Linked DNA regions of Homo sapiens: region 2 is linked to region 1. A link is an interaction called in ENCODE POLR2A ChIA-PET data of the cell type or tissue named here. Cell type or tissue: MCF 10A. All regions are shown on one strand. Each heading gives the region's core, and the rest is flanking DNA. Links, peaks and the distances in the headings are about the cores only.

Evidence for each region. ChIA-PET counts read pairs that join two places held together with the same protein. Peaks named below come from ENCODE experiments on the same cell type or tissue, not always from the same donor. Only the 100,000 strongest peaks of a DNase experiment are listed, where the experiment ranks them.
Region 2: POLR2A ChIA-PET joins it to region 1 with 5 read pairs; 1 of 35 experiments calls an interaction of 5 or more read pairs at or near these places.

Annotation. Positions count from the first base shown.
Region 1 is chrX:42,674,632-42,682,977 of GRCh38, reverse strand. LOC124905181 (a long non-coding RNA gene) reads left to right here. Exons shown (of 2, transcript XR_007068221.1): 2 at 187-1,429. Among named protein-coding and RNA genes, the nearest start is that of PPP1R2C, 99 kb to the left of the region's middle. In MCF 10A, for the core only: a CTCF peak has its summit at 4,661 (motif pointing right); a DNase peak (open chromatin) is centred at 4,627.
Region 2 is chrX:41,774,364-41,782,709 of GRCh38, reverse strand. The region is part of intron 3 of CASK (calcium/calmodulin dependent serine protein kinase); the gene reads left to right. Among named protein-coding and RNA genes, the nearest start is that of GPR82, 54 kb to the right of the region's middle. In MCF 10A, for the core only: a CTCF peak has its summit at 1,019 (motif pointing left); a DNase peak (open chromatin) is centred at 3,499.

The sequences.
Region 1 (8,346 bases), core at 14-8,013:
CAACCAAAAGGAAAAGATTCTAATGTAGCAATTATTGCTTAAACACATTTAATGAATCAAAGATGGAGCGATCCTGAAGCAGAAATGATACTCTAAGTAAAACAGTCCTGCAAGTTCATTGGTAGATGTTTAGTTTGGATGATTTGTATTGGGATTTTAATTTTATATTCCTTTTATTTAATATAGGATGTGAACTTGGAAAAGCTCTAAGGCAGCCCAGGAAAAGGCAGACAAGAAACCATCATGAATGGGTGCTGCATGAGCAGAGATTGTCAAGAAAATGGGATGGTAATTTGCATAGGTCCACAAAGCGAACATTGATTTGAAGTGTTCCTGTGAATGGCCAGTAGACAGGATATAGAAACAGACAGGAAATCATAAAGTGGAGAATGGTGTATAAGATGGAGTTTCAGCCTGGGGAAGTACATAAAATAATGCCATGTCAAGGTCATAAGAACTTCGACAGTCAGGGAGATGACAAATAGAAAACTGATTCATAAATCCTGAAATAAAATATTACTACCTAAACTCTAAATCAGATGGCCACCAGGTCAAAAATAAATTACAAGGTGAATCTAATGTAGCTATGTAATTAAAAATTGGCCATGTTGATGAGGCAAGAAATTTTGGCAATAACAGTAATGAAGGTGTCAGGGCTCAGAAAATGACATGCCAAATTATGGCACTTTAGTGTGCTGAGTACTTTGAACTAAAGGAGATTGGAATGCCTCAGAAGCAAAGCCACTCTATCCCCCACCTTTCTGTGTAGGTGTATAGCAGATGCATCTGACAGCAATAACTTAAGCATACCCTGAGAAAGACCCTCAAGTCTAAGAAGAATGTGTGTTTGGAGTTCTGAGCTAAGAAATCCAGGAGTGGCAAACCTAGAGATTCGCTCCTTGTCTATGAAGGACATATGACCCCCTGGCCCATGCCTTGGAATGCAGGCCATATAGGGGATTAAGGTCCTTTGTTTTGGGTTATATGGAGGTTGTTAGGTGGAGGGTGGTAGCAGGTTTTCAGTCCAGCCCACCACCACTGTACTGCCCCATATGTAAGTCCTCAGTAAACCCTATGTGTCATCTGCTGGTTCCGGGTCTCCTCTCTTCTTCCGCTTCTAGGACATGGTGCTATCCCTATTGGAGTCAGTAGGTCTGGCACAACAGTAGGAGCTGGCCATAAAGAAATTCTCTGACCTACCTTGTCTGATAGCAGGTCATAAGATCCTTATTCCAGAGGGGTCCTGCCCCATACCTGGGAGAAAGGAATGCTACACAGAGGTCAAGGAGAAGCCAAACAAGCAGGACTTAATGGGTTTCCCACTCCGTCTATTGCCATTAGATCATACATTTTTTGTGTGGAATCATATTTCTACATGGTTGTCCATTCTTCATGAAAACTAAGAATAAAAGTAGACAATTTTCCCTGAGTCTTTGTGTCTTCATTTCTGAAGGCTTCCTTGTTATGTAAAATTTTGATTAAATACATTTGTTATGCTTTTCTCTTGTTAACCTATCTTTTGTTACAAGAGTGTTGGCTGTGATTTTTATGATGGGTAAGAAAGGTTACTGCACCTTTTCCTGTCCTACAAAGGAAAAAAATAATCAAATTATATCTTAGTTGGAAGTAATCTAAAAACTATATTAACCATTAACTAGAGACTATTTTCACCAGGGCTAAAAACAAACATGGAAAAAAAAATAAGACTATCAGAATTAAAAGACTTATAAAGCTTATGTCACTATCAGCAAAAGACTAGAAAACTTTTCCTTGGAGAATAAGAAACAGGGATTCAGACTCAGGTACATAAAATAACCTTAGTACTTTATAATCTTACCTATATATTTTCGGTATCTCTTCAGCCAGAGGGGTATTATCCCACTCTGTAGTTTAGCATCACAATTAATTTAAGTGGGGTTAAAGAAACACCATGTTTTTCATGTTCTTGACATCCCATAGCCCTAGTCCTTCTCTCCAGAATTGTGTTAACAACAAAGTTATGCTGCCACCTAAAGAGCAAGGCTCCTTTTCAAATTTAAACTATGGGCTGTTGTTTTTTCTATCTCTCTATGCTTATTTCTAACTGTCTGACCTGGAGCCCCATAGCCTTGGACTAGCCAAGCGCTGACTCAGGAAAGGGAAACAAGAACACAAGGCCTGAGTTTTCCCAGGAGCAGAAAGCACTGAAGATTAGAAAGGCCTTTGTCGTCTTTGTTATGTGTAATTTGACTAAATCTACTTAAATAAAAAAGAACTGGGGGCTTCAGAGAACCTCTGTACCCTTAAATGAACAATATAATGCAAAGGGGAAAAGAAAAAAGTGAATGGGGAAAAAAATATTTTTTTCTTTTCTGCTGAAAATATCTAAAGTTTCATTAATAAAACCTGGATCCTTTTTCACTAAATATGGTTCTGACCTGTTCGCAAAAGGCCTGTGCAGAAATATCAGGTAATTAATAATGCCTTGAGGGGAAATGTGCTTTAGATGTTTTATTGTTTTTTTAATCACTTAACATGGTTTTTAAATGATTATTTATTTCTGGCCACATTGTTGCATACTGATTTTAGGGTGGCTTACATAAATACATTTAATTATATAAGATAAAAACTAATAAGAAGCAAAGAAGAAAAGCAGGGTAAAGGAGAAAATAAAAGTAGTTGAGATAGAGCCAGGGGTTATATTGATACCCCAAATGCGTGTTCTAAGTCCTCATTGTTTCACTAGAGATGTGAGATGTGAGAGACAAAACCAGGCACATGTCTTACAACATCCATACAATAAAAATCAGACTTGATACTCAAAAGAGCCAGAGAGAAATGTCTCCCCTGGATTCTCATAAACAGGAATATAATGGACAACTTCCTCAACAGCATCCCTACAGTAAATACAGAAACAGGTTCAAAGGGAAGTTTCTTACACTCCCCTTGGTGCCACCATATAAATATAACCCAGGAAGAGCAATTTGCCAAGGACATCCACACACATCTCTGATGGTCTACCTTGGTCCAGGGAAAGAGATGAGCATGTGCAAAGAATGGATGAATGCACTGCACATCCCTCATTCAACAAATCACCATAAGTATTTGGTTTTTTGGCCACACTTGGGAGAAGCACCAAGTTCAGGAAGATACCCCAGACAAGTAGCTGGAGAGCAACTGCTCTGTGTTGCCAGCTTTGCCGAGTTGTAAATAAAACTGACTTCTTGTCATTGTTGAAGAGCTCTGTCTCCTGAGGCAGCTCCCCTTTATGCATATGAGAAACTGTCCTTTCACTCACTCCCAAGAGAGCATGCCTGAACCACAGAGCATTCGGGAGAGGGCCTGAGCTCTTCTAGGTTTTATTGTACCTAAAATTTGAACAATTCTGGGGAGCCATTTTAGAAGATACATACAAAATCAACTGCAAAAGTTAATTTTTATTTAGAATGAGAAAACACAACAAATTACAAAATCTTTAAAACCTGGCAGATACCATGAACATTTCTAAAAATTAACTAATATTTTTGATGAATTAACTGCCTGATACACCTGTATTGTACATTATTTTCTACATTTTGACTGCATATTCCTTAATCTTTTATAATATTTTCTATACGGAAAACAGAAAGATAATTCAGCCTTTTTTCTAGCGCAAATGATGGAAATTTGTTAAAAATCCATAGTTTAGGAAGTTTCTTTCCACTTTACAACCTGTTATTGACAATGACAGGTGCATTATTAGGATTGCCAAATTTACAAAAATCTCTATCGAATTTCTTTCATAGATACACTGTGATATTTATAATTATTTTTCACAGATCAGTTTCTGGCTGCCTATATTTGCTTGTCCTCCACTACCTACCTTTATACTCATGCTTCCAAGTTCCAAAGGACAAGTTCATATCACAATATGATCCTTAACCTTCATGTTACAGTGAGAGATAAATTAGCATCATGGGAAGTAGGATTATATTATTCTATCAGGATGGCTAGTAACAACTGCACAAGAAAATGACTGTGAAAATACATAGACATACCCCACTAAGCTTTACCTAAATGGATCCTGTAGTAGGCTGAATAATGGCCACTTGAAGATATCAAGTCTTAATCCCTGGAACAGGTAAATGTTACCTTATAAGCAAAAAGGTCTTGAAGTTGTAGTTAAGGCTTTTGAGATAAGGAGATTATCTTCGATTATCCAGGTGAACCATAAATACAATTTTAGTGTCTTTTTTTTTTTTTTTTTGAGATGGAGTTTCGCTTTTGTTGCCCAGGCTGGAGTGCAATGGCGTGATCTCGGCTCACCACAACTTCCACCTCCCGGGTTCAAGCAATTCTCCTGCCTCAGCCTCCCAAGTATCTGGGATTACAGGCATGCACCACCACGCCCAGATAATTTTGTACTTTTAGTAGAGATGGGGTTTCTCCATGTTGGTCAGGCTGGTCTCGAACACCCGACCTCAGGTGATTTGCCTGCCTCAGCCTCCGAAAGTGCTGGGATTACAGGCGTGAGCCACCATGCCCGGCCCGTGTTAATGTCTTTATAAGAGACCCGCAGAAGGAGATTACAAAAGAAGGCAATGTGATGACAGAGGCAGAGATTAGAATGATGTGGCCACCAGCCAAAGAACACCAAGGAATGCTGGCAGCCACCAGAAGCTAGAAGAGGAAAGGAATGAATTCTCCCCTAGAGCCTCCAGAGGGAGTCCTGCTGACACCTTGATTTTCTCCCATGCCTTTTCTTAATAAAGACACTAATGTTCGGCAAGGCTATGTCACTTGCCTAAGGTCATATAGCAAGTGAATGGCAGAGCTAAGATTCTAACTAGATGTCCTTGACTATAAAAGTTTTATAGTTGGAGTCTTCCTTCTCTCCCTGCTGCCACATCTAAATGAAGTTAAAAGAGACAAAATATTTACCATAGCAGGGTAAGAGAGTGATGATGCAAAAAGTAAGAAATACTTTTTTCTTATTATGGATAAAATTTACATTTTTGAACATTGAAATATTTAATCTGTTATGAAAGCTTCCCATTAAGCTCCCATTTAAATAAGCGCTATTTATGTCACTTATTAAGGAAATCATGTAAAAACGATTTTTTTAACGGAAACACAATCATTGCTATCGTTTTTAAGACATCAGATATAAAAGATAGTAATAGATTCCTTACACTGGAAAATGGATCATGTCCCCTATTGGCCATCAAATTTTTCGCTTGTGTCTGTATCAATGTAACTTTCACCTAAAGGAAAATTGAAGAAAGAAACAGAAAAAAAATCACAGAATTTGAAAATTTACAATGGGACATTTCTTAGCTAAGGCCAGCATATGATAGGTAAAGGGGTTAGCTTTAATTACTATTGGATGGACAAAACAAGAAAGGCTGGGGATGGGGTGTGAATAAAGTTAAAGCAAAGAGTCCGTGGTACCCACTAGATTGTGATTCCCTGGAAAGTAGCGACCATGTCTGACTCCTTATTTTTTCCTCGGATCTTAACACAAGACATTACACTGAATAAAAGTTTAACTAAATTGAAGGAACAGCATGGGCTTTTGAATCATCACTAGGATTCAAAGTAGGTGGATTCTCTTGTCCCTTATTAACCAGAGGTTAAATCACTTATGTTTGCTGAGATAGAGCTCCATCATCTGTAAAATAGAGAAAATAATACTTACCTTATAATACTCTTACGATCATTGTTCCCAAGATTCTTACACGAATTCTACTATAGAACCTGAAAGTGCCCTGACCTCTATCATAGATTTATTAGTCTTCTGTCTCTCAAGAAAAAGACGGACATACAAAATTGTGTAACTTATTAAATTAGTCCAACAAAATTCTGAGTGCTCCTTTCTCAGAAAGGTAAACTTTCATGCTCTCGCAACAAATGGAACATGTAATGCTTGCAACGCCTCTGACAGGTTTTTTTGTCCAAAGCTTGTGCCAGCTTGATGTTCAGTGTTGGTTCTAAAGAACAGGGAAGGATGACCTGCCCACTGATCCACCTCAATAAGGCCATAGAGTTATGGTTGGGTCTTATCATACCCAATCATTTCTGTTCTCAAAGAAATTATAAAAGGGGCATGAATCTTGGCTTTGAAACAGATGCCCAGTGTGAAGATTAACCTTCTATTGTCTGCCTACCCACTCCACGTCCACCCCATAATCAAAGGTGTGAGAATGGTGATCTAGATATATGAAAACTAGGAAAACTGTCACATGCAAAAGGCTAAAACCAGTAAGGGTCACTGCTCTATAACATTGTTCTGACTAGACAATAAAGGACAGTGAACACACCCATTGCCAATTGCTCAGACTTTTTCTGTCCTGAATTTCCTATCTCTTTACTTAGACTTAGACTTCCTGTCTAGGCAAGACTCCATAGACCCCTTTTGCCTTGCTTCTCCTCATTAAGCCCCTGAAATTATAAAAGAGACAACTAAAGGAGATATCTGAAAGGTGATGCGAAGATGAACCCCTCTGAGACTACAACACTGGAGGGACAACCCAGAAGCACAGTGTCTCATGTGCCCCCACTCAATGGAAGAGAAGGCAACTCAGACTTGGAGTTTCCCTACCCCTGACCTGGCAACTCCCGCAAGGGAGATCAACAAGGAGCCCTACCAACAATAAGCAGCCAGGAGAAGTGCTCTCCATTTCAGTCATGCCTTAGACTCCCTCACCCCACCGAGAGATGCTGAAGTGGGTGAAAAGAACCAGCAATAGGGAACTCTAGCAATTGGCCCCATACAAGAAGTTTCTTTGTCGCTCTGGGCCCCAAACTCTCTTCCTTCACCTAGAGGGATCCTGCAATTATACTCTCAGGCATTTGTTCCAGAGAAATGAAAACTTATATCCACACAAAATCCTGTGCATGAATGTCAATAGCAGCTTTAATAGTAATAGGCACAGACTGGAATCATCCTAGATAGCTATCAAAAAGAGAATGGTTAAACCAACTGGGATACGTATATACATGGAATACTGCTTATTGACAAAAAGAATGAATTATTGATACATGCGGCAATTTGGATGACTCTTCAGGGACCTATTCTGAGCGAGAAAAGTCAATTCCAAAATATTATATGCTGTATGATTCCAGTTATAAAACATTTTTGAAATGATAAAATTTTAGAAATGGAGGACAGATTAATGGTTGCTGGGGTTTGCGACAGGAAAGGAGGTAAGCATGTTATAAAAGGAGAACATAAGGTGTCCTTGCCTTGATGAAACTATTTCTTCTGGGTCTTAACAGTGGTTGTGGATATAAACCTACATGTATAATAAAATTGTATAGAACTAAACACAAACACATGCATATATACACACACACAAACACAAAATAAATATACAGGGTCTCTCTATTATTTCTTACAAGTGCATGTGACTCTACAATTATCTCAATAAAAATTTTAATTAAAAAAGCAGGCCTAGCAAGGATGAAACAAAATGTTATAGTTTAGCAAAGCAGATTTTCTAGTACATAATTGATGCTCCATAAATATTAATTTATTTTTCATTTTCATTCCCCTTCCACCCTTCCTGCTGCCACATTTACACACACTCACCCACCCACCCTCACTCCCTCACAACGCACACACACATTTTTCTTCTTACTTAAAATCATGGAAGCTTGTCAAATAGTCCTTTTACCAGAATGCTACAAAATCGAACCACAGAATCCTGCACACAGCTACAGCCCCAGTGTTAACATCCTTACATTGAATTGACTTCCACTGTCTTCCAGGACTCCTCCACAATCAGCCTAAGGCAGTATAGGCCTTGCAGATCATGTGGGCAGCAAGGGTTTCTGACTAAATAGTCCTAGAGGTCGCTAAGTTGTTCATAACCAATGAAAGAAAAAGAGTTATCCAGTGAATTAGAGTTAACTTCTGTAAATCCTTTAAAATAGCTAGGTAATCTTTGAGAGGCCATATACAGAAAAGATTAAAGGAGTGAGCTGTGGGTTTCATCAGACCTGAGATTCAGCATGAAATCTACCAAAGGTACCACAAATGTAACCTTGTCCAAAACGAATCTCAGTTTCTGCATATGTAAAATGGGAATGATAAGAGCACCCACCTACCTCATGCAACTGTTGAGAGAAATAAATGAGACATTGTAAGTAAAGTTTGTAATGCACTGTTATGGCCTGAATTGTGTACCCTAAAATTCATATGTTGAAGCCCTAACACCCAATATGACTGTATTTGTACATAAGGCCTTTAGGGAGGTAATTAAGGTTAAATGAGGTCATAAAGTTGGAGCCCTAATCCAATCAGACTAGTCCTCATAAGAGGACAAAGAGACACCAGTATTGTACATGCACAGAGAAAAGGCCATGTGAGTCCACAGCAAGAAAGCA
Region 2 (8,346 bases), core at 76-8,075, 900 kb after region 1:
CTGGGTTAACATCCCAGCTCTGTCACTTTTACTAATTATGTGAGGTTGGCCAAGTTTTATAAGTTCCCTGAGCCTCAGTTTGCTTACCTTCAGAATCTTCCTAAGATTATGAGAACTAGATGAGAAACTGTATGTGACTTCCCTTTGTAAGTGGTGAAGTGCTTTTTAACTATAAAGTATTATTTCCAGTGGCTTTAACAGGATAGTTTTAGTCCCTCATTGTTGAAGTAGTCTGTGTGGGATTTTATGTAACTAATTTTGTATGTTGTGATGGAAATAATTCATGGTTGGCTGTATATCGAGATGAGACCTGGTTAAATTGGATATTTTCCAGTGACCTGATCCCAGTGTTAACCCAAATCACTAGAACATGGCCTTATGTTTTCTTTTGTTTTGTTTTCTTTTTTAACAGTGTAATTGTGGAAAATTTCAAATGAAAAGAGAGAATAGTATAATAAACCCCAGCATACTGGTCACCAAGCTTCAATAGTTATCAAAACATTTTGCCATTCCTATTCTGTTCCTCCTGATGTCTTTTTCTCCCCTGGAGATTTCTAAAGCACTATAATTTCACCTATAAATACTCTTGTTTGTATTTCTAACAGATAAGGATTTTTTAAATGATCATATTATTATTATACCTAACAAAATCAACAATAATTCCTTAATATCATGTCATGATCAGTTGATACTCAGTTTTCCCTGATTGAACATGAATTTTAACTGACAGATTTCTGAATTTAGAATTGTTTTATTAGCTCTAGGGACCTGAAAGTAGATTATAAATTCAGTTAAAATAACTTAGTTATTTCTCAAAAGGGCCAGAAGCAAACTAGAAATAGAAAATTGTTCTTTTGTATCATTGTTTTGTAAATTCACCTCAACAATTGGCCTTGCACAGTTTTTTGCATCCTCCTTATCTCCTGGGTTTCAAACAAACCAAAAATATCGATTACTCTAAGATTTAAAGTCATGTGGAGCAAAAAACAAAGCCAATGCACTTGTGTATAGTTCCACCTACTGGCTAGGTGAGAGATTGCTTCTATAGCTGCTACGTAGACTAAGCTACTCCAGAATTGCCCTCATGTTTCTGGCAACAGATGTAATTACCCCTGGTATTTAGGGGCTCATTGCTCAGGTTATGGGTTATCTGGATCCTTTTTACAGTTTTTGTAACATGACACCCATACAGTGTAGACAATGAAAGGCAAAAAAATAAAATAAAATTAGGTCAGTTAGTTTTGTTGTTTGTTGGCTACTTAGAAGCAGCATTTATCATTTTGGTGGAGAAAAGGCTAGACAAAACAGCATATTTGGATCATGAGTGAGTTTCTTAATATGGTGTCCATATCTGTCTTTGCCACAGACTATGTATAACCAACACTCCTTTTTTTCTTCCTAAACTGAAGTCATGAAATTATATGGCCCGAGAATGTTGTTTATCATGTTAGAAAATCCTTAGAACTAGTTGATGGCTGGGCTCAGTGGCTTACGCCTATAATCCCAGCAGTTTGGGAGGCCAAGGCAGGAGGATCACCTAGGGGTTTGAGACCAGCCTGGGCAATAGAGTGAGACCTCATCTCTACGAAAAAATTTTAAAAATTAGCCAAGCATGGTGGCACACACCTGTAGTCCCAGCTACTTGGGAGGCTGAGGTGGGAGAATTACTTGAGCCACAGAGGCAGAAATTGCAGTGAACCAAGATCATGCCACTGTACTCCAGTGTGGGCAACAAAGTGAGACCCTGTCTCAAAAATAATAAGCCGGACTTGGTGGCTTACACCTGTAATCCCAGCAGTTTGGGAGGCTAAGGTAGGTGGATCACTTGAGGTCAGGAGTTTGAGACCAGCCTGGCCAACATGGCAAAACCCCGTCTCTACTAAAAATACAAAAATTAGCCGGGTGTGGTGGCACACACCTGTAATCCCAGCTACTCGGGAGGCTGAGGCAGGAGAATCACTTGAACCCAGAAAGCAGAGGTTGCAGTGAGCCAAGATAGCACCACTGCACTCCAGCCTGGGTTACAGAGCAAGACTCTGTCTCTAAAAATAAAATAATAATAATAATAATAGTTGATATCTACTTAATCACAAATGGTTTATAAGTTTAAAGCATGCTTAAAAACAGAGACTCACAAAACCAGAATTTTAGATATGGAAAAGATTAGATTAGTAAATTTCAAATTTTAGGTTAGAAAATCCGGTATAAAACTTGTTAAACAAGCAGGTACCCAGGTCCCACCTCTAGACATTCACTTTTGCAGATGTGAGTTCTGACCGGGCAGGTCAAGAGATGATTGACCTTTAAAATGGGGGTAATACAACATAAAGGCTATATCATCATTGTCCCAACACACACAGTAGTTTTGTAGACATCTGCATATATTTGCACATCCATTACTTTGGGATTACACTTAAATTTGAACCTGTCTGTAGCAATTTGCTGAAACATATTTTAAATACAGGTTCAGTTTTGAAGACAGGCTGAGTTGGGTTATCCCCACAAGTTAAATATTTATTTCTAAGTGACACATTTGGGCTTGTCTTTAGTAGTATCTGGTACTTGAGTTAAGCTGTAAATCCTAAATTGGCTGGCCAAGGAATTTTAATTACCTTATTACAGAGCGATTACATATACCACGGGGAGACTTTTACAATAATTAAATATTGATTTAAAACACATCCGACATGATGTGTATCTTTTAAAATAATTTTTTTGTATCTTTTAAATTTTTTATCTTTAATATTTTTACCTTTTATATCTTTAATTTTTTTGTATATTTTAAAATAATATTAGCAGTTTGTGTTTTTGTAGCTCACAAAGGCGATAAACTGAAAGCTCTTTTTTTATTATTATTTTTTTTTGGTCTAGTATTTATGCCTGGGGAAGGGAGTGTTTGTGAAATTTATTTATACTGATAGAGTGGAACTGATTACTACTTACCAGCAAACTTGCTGCTTAAGGGAAAATATGTTTGTCTCATACCAAGCAATAAATATCTGTACTGTAGCATTTTAATCTATTTGAAGATTTGCTCATATTTTCATAGCTAGTCTTATATAATCTATTTTGATTTTTTCTTTTTATGTGTGATGATATAAATTGCTATTTGTTCTTTCAGCAAAGTAAACATCTCTTTTGACTCACAGTATCAAAATGTTTAGTTGATTTTAGTTTTGCAAACTGTGTGTCAGGGATCCCCAAGACCACCCCCAGGCTTGATGATTCACTAAGAAAACTCAAAGGACTCAGCATATAGTCATATTCACAGCTATGATTTATTATAGCTAAAGGATATAAAGAGAAATCAGCAAAAGGAAAAGATACATTAGCTGAAGTCCAGGGGAAACCAGGCACAAGCTTTCAAGGGTCTCCCCAGCAATGAGTTGTGACAACACATGTGAAATGGTGCCAACCAGGGAAGCTTATTAGAGACTCTGCCCTGGGTTTTTATTGGGGGCTGGTCACATAGGCATCTTCCACTTGGCACTTAACCAAATTCCAGACTCCCAGAAAGAAAGCAGGTGTTCAGCCTAAATCACATTGTTAGCACAAACAGTTTAGACACAGTGAGTCAGTCTTTTCAGTCAGGAATGTAGAGGACCGTCCTGAAATCCAAGTTCCCAGATAAACCTCTCAAGGGCCAACCTTAGTAGGCCTTTCAAGCCTTTTATGAGATAGTAGTTTAGGCCTGCTATATTAACTCTTCTGCACAAACTAAAATAGAGATAAATAGAAGAAGGGTTTTAAAAGAGTTGATATAAACTCCTGGATCTGCAAACAAAATATAATTGACTGTAAAGATAATGACAGGGTTTGGAGTTTGGGGTTTTTTTTTTTTTCTTTTTAACTGTAAATACAGTATCATTTTTATATCTGTTAAAAAACATTTAGGTGGTCAGATTTTTGTATAAAACAAATCCTGGATTGGGATGTTACAGTATAGAACAGATTTTAAACTTTGAATGCTATATGAGAAAATAAACTATTCAGATGCTACTGTCTTAGAAATACATTTGAAATTGTCACTCCGATAACTTTTCGTCTATGACAACTAATCTTCAAGCCACTAAAATAATTTTGAATAAATTTGTGTACATATAAAATCTGAAGAAAATTCAGTTAATTTTCTGTTATTTAAAAGAAGTATAGTTTGTTCATTTAAAAATAAAAGTTATTGGCCAGGCACGGTGGCTCACACCTGTAATCCCAGCACTTTGGGAGGCCAAGGCGGGCGGATCACTTGAGGTCAGAAGTTTGAGACTAACCTGGCCAACATGGTGAAACCCTATCACTACTAAAAATACAAAAATTAGCCAGGCGTGGTGGCGGGCGCCTGTAATCCTAGCTACTCGGGAGGCTGAGGCAGGAGAATCACTTGAACCTGGGAGGCAGAGGTTGCAGTGAGCCGAGATCACACCACTGCACTCCAGCCTGGGCAACAAGAGCGAGACTCAGTCTTGAAAAAAAAAAAAATTCTTAGTGTACAACCTTTGCCATATACATAACTTGTAAAAATTTAGAAATTACAGAAAATTTTGACAAAAAATAATGTCTTAATTTTGTTATAAAAATTGTAACAGAAATAAATGTCATTCACAAACATTTTGGACCATTTCCTTCTATTGGAAGCATTTTGCTATACCATTAAATATTTTTTGGATACAATATTTTAATGACTTCATTAAGACATCTAAATGTGTGCATGTGCCATGTTTAATAAATTCCCTATAGTTCAACATTAACATTGTTTTTCCCTATTAGAAATAATTTATAATTAATATCTTGTACATAATTACTTGTTCACGCCCCTTGATTGCTTTGTTTCCTCAGAATACATTTCTGAAAGTAGAATAACTGGGTAAAAGAGTATATGAATACATACAAATACATACATCATACTTAGATTTAACCTTTTTCTCAGTACAATGCCTCACATTTTGAAAAATACATTCACATAAATATACAACTTAAAGAATTATTGTAGAAGTGAACAACCATGTAACTATAACCCAAGTCAAGAAATTTTAAAACTGCCAGTACCTCAACAGCCCCTGAATTCCCCTTTCTCATGATAATCCCCTTCTTCTCTCAGAAATAACTAATCTGGACTTCACTTCTGTGCTTTTTATATCCCTAGCATCAAAATAGGAATTCTCAGAATTCTCAAATAATAAAGTTCACTGTCGTCTGCTAAAATCTATTTTTTTTTTTTTTTTTTGAGACGATGTCTCGCTCTGTCGCCCAGGCTGGAGTGCAATGCTGTATCAGCTCACTGCAACCTCCGCCCCCTGGATTCAAGCAATTCTCGTGCCTCAGCCTCCCGAGTAGCTGGGACTACAGGCATGCACCACCACGCCCGGCTGATTTTTGTATTTTTAGTAGAGACAGGGTTTCACCATGTTGGCTAGGCTGGTCTCAAACTCCTGACCTCAAGTGATCCGCCTGCCTCTGCCTCCTAAAGTGCTGGGATTACGGGCATGAGCCACCACGCCTGGCCTAAAATCTTTATTTGAATGGAATCCTACAGTATATACTCTATTTTTGGTCTCTGAGATTCATCTGGTTGCTTTGTGCAGCTGTTCCTTTATTTTATTGCTATGTAGTATTGCAGTGAACAAACTCGCACTATTTATTCATTTTAATGCTAATGAGTATTTGGGTGATTCCCAGATTTCACTATTTTGTAGAGCAGATCCTTCCACGTTGTTCTTCAGCCATGTTTTAAGGGATGTACTTGTCTGCATTTCTCATATACATTTTAGAATGAGGTTGTCAATTTCCACCAAAACAAAAAAACTATTGAGATTTTTGTCTTGAATTACTATATCAAATCTTGATAGCAATTTGAGAATAATTGACATGTTTACAGTGTTGAATCATCCAATTCGTGAACATAGTGTCTATCTTCCCATTTATTTAGCTCTTTGATTTCTTGCAATAAAGTTTTATATGTTCCTCTGTAGAGGTTGTGTACATCTGTATTAGATTTATGTATTGTCAGATTTATTCTTAGGTATTTTGTTTTTAGGGTAAGTCAGTTTCTCTCATTCTCCCTTCTCTTTCCCTTTCCTTGTACTAACTTTGTGTTCCTATTCATCAGGCTTCATTAATTCCAACAATTAATCTGTAGAATCATTTGGATTTTCTCCATACATAATCATATCATCTGTGTATAAGGAGGATTTGATTTGCCCTTTCCAACTTTTTTACATCTTTTCTTGCCTTTATTACAATGGATAAAACATTCAGGGCAGTGGTGATGGCAGTTATCTCTGCTTATTTCTGATCTTAGAGTTTGCTAAGCATGAATGGATCATGAATTTTATCAAATGTCTTTTTTCTGCATATGCAGTCATGCATCCTATAATGATATTTCAGTCAACAACAGACTGCATATACATGGGTGCTCTCATAAGAGTATAATGGAGCTGAAAAATTCCTATCGACTAGTGGTATCATAGCTGTCATAACATAATAGCTCAACACATCACTCACGTTTGTGGTGATGCTGCTATAAACAAGCCTGTGCTAGCAGTCATATAAAAGTATAACACATACAATTATATACAGCACACAATACTTGATAATGATAATAAATAACTCTGTTACTGGTTTATGTATATACTATACTTTTTTGTTGTTTTGTTTTTATTTTAATTTTATTTATTATTATTATACCTTAAGTTTTAGGGTACATGTGCACAATGTGCAGGTTAGTTACATATGTATACGTGTGCCATGCTGGTGCGCTGCACCCACTAACTTGTCATCTAGCATTAGGTGTATCTCCCAGTGCTATCCCTCCCCCCTCCCCCCACCCCACAACAGTCCCCAGAGTGTGATGTTCCCCTTCCTGTGTCCATGTGTTCTCATTGCTCAATTCCCACCTGTGAGTGAGAACATGCGGTGTTTGGTTTTTTATCCTTGCGATAGTTTACTGAGAATGATGATTTCCAGTTTCATCCATATCCCTACAAAGGACATGAACTCATCATTTTTTATGGCTGCATAGTATTCCATGGTGTATATGTGCCACATTTTCTTAATCCAGTCTATCATTGTTGGACATTTGGGTTGGTTCCGAGTCTTTGCTATTGGGAATAGTGCCGCAGTAAACATACGTGTGCATGTGTCTTTATAGCAGCATGATTTATAGTCCTTTGGGTATATACCCAGTAATGGGATGGCTGGGTCAAATGGTATTTCTAGTTCTAGATCCCTGAGGAATCACCACACTGACTTCCACAATGGTTGAACTAGTTTACAGTCCTACCAACAGTGTAAAAGTGTTCCTATTTCTCCACATCCTCTCCAGCACCTGTTGTTTCCTGACTTTTTAATGATTGCCATTCTAACTGGTGTGGGATGGTATCTCATTGTGGTTTTGATTTGCATTTCTCGGATGGCCAGTGATGGTGAGCAGTTTTTAATGTGTCTTTTGGCTGCATAAATGTCTTCTTTTGAGAAGTGTCTGTTCATGTCCTTTGCCCACTTTTTGATGGGGTTGTTTGTTTTTTTCTTGTAAATTTGTTTGAGTTCATTGTAGATTCTGGATATTAGCCCTTTGTCAGATGAGTAGGTTGCGAAAATTTTCTCCCATGTTGTAGGTTGCCTGTTCACTCTGATGGTAGTTTCTTTTGCTGTGCAGAAGCTCTTTAGTTTAATTAGATCCCATTTGTCAATTTTGGCTTTGGTTGCCATTGCTTTTGGTGTTTTAGACATGAAGTCCTTGCCCATGCCTTGTCCTGAATGGTAATGCCTAGGTTTTCTTCTAGGGTTTTTATGGTTTTAAGTCTAATGTTTAAGTCTTTAACCCATCTTGAATTAATTTTTGTGTAAGGTGTAAGGAAGGGATCCAGTTTCAGCTTTCTATATATGGCTAGCCAGTTTTCCCAGCACCATTTATTAAATAGGGAATCCTTTCCCCATTGCTTGTTTTTCTCAGGTTTGTCAAAGATCAGATAGTTGTAGATATGCGGCATTATTTCTGAGGGCTCTGTTCTGTTCCATTGATCTATATCTCTGTTTTGGTACCAGTACCATGCTGTTTTGGTTACTGTAGCCTTGTAGTATAGTTTGAAGTTGGGTAGCGTGATGCCTCCAGCTTTGTTCTTTTGGCTTAGGATTGACTTGGCAATGCGGGCTCTTTTTTGGTTCCATATGAACTTTAAAGTAGTTTTTTCTAATTCTGTGAAGAAAGTCATTGGTAGCTTGATGGGGATGGCATTGAATCTATAAATTACCTTGGGCAGTATGGCCATTTTCACGATATTGGATTCTTCCTACCCATGAGCATGGAATGTTCTTCCATTTGTCCTTCACGTCCCTTGTAAGTTGGATTCC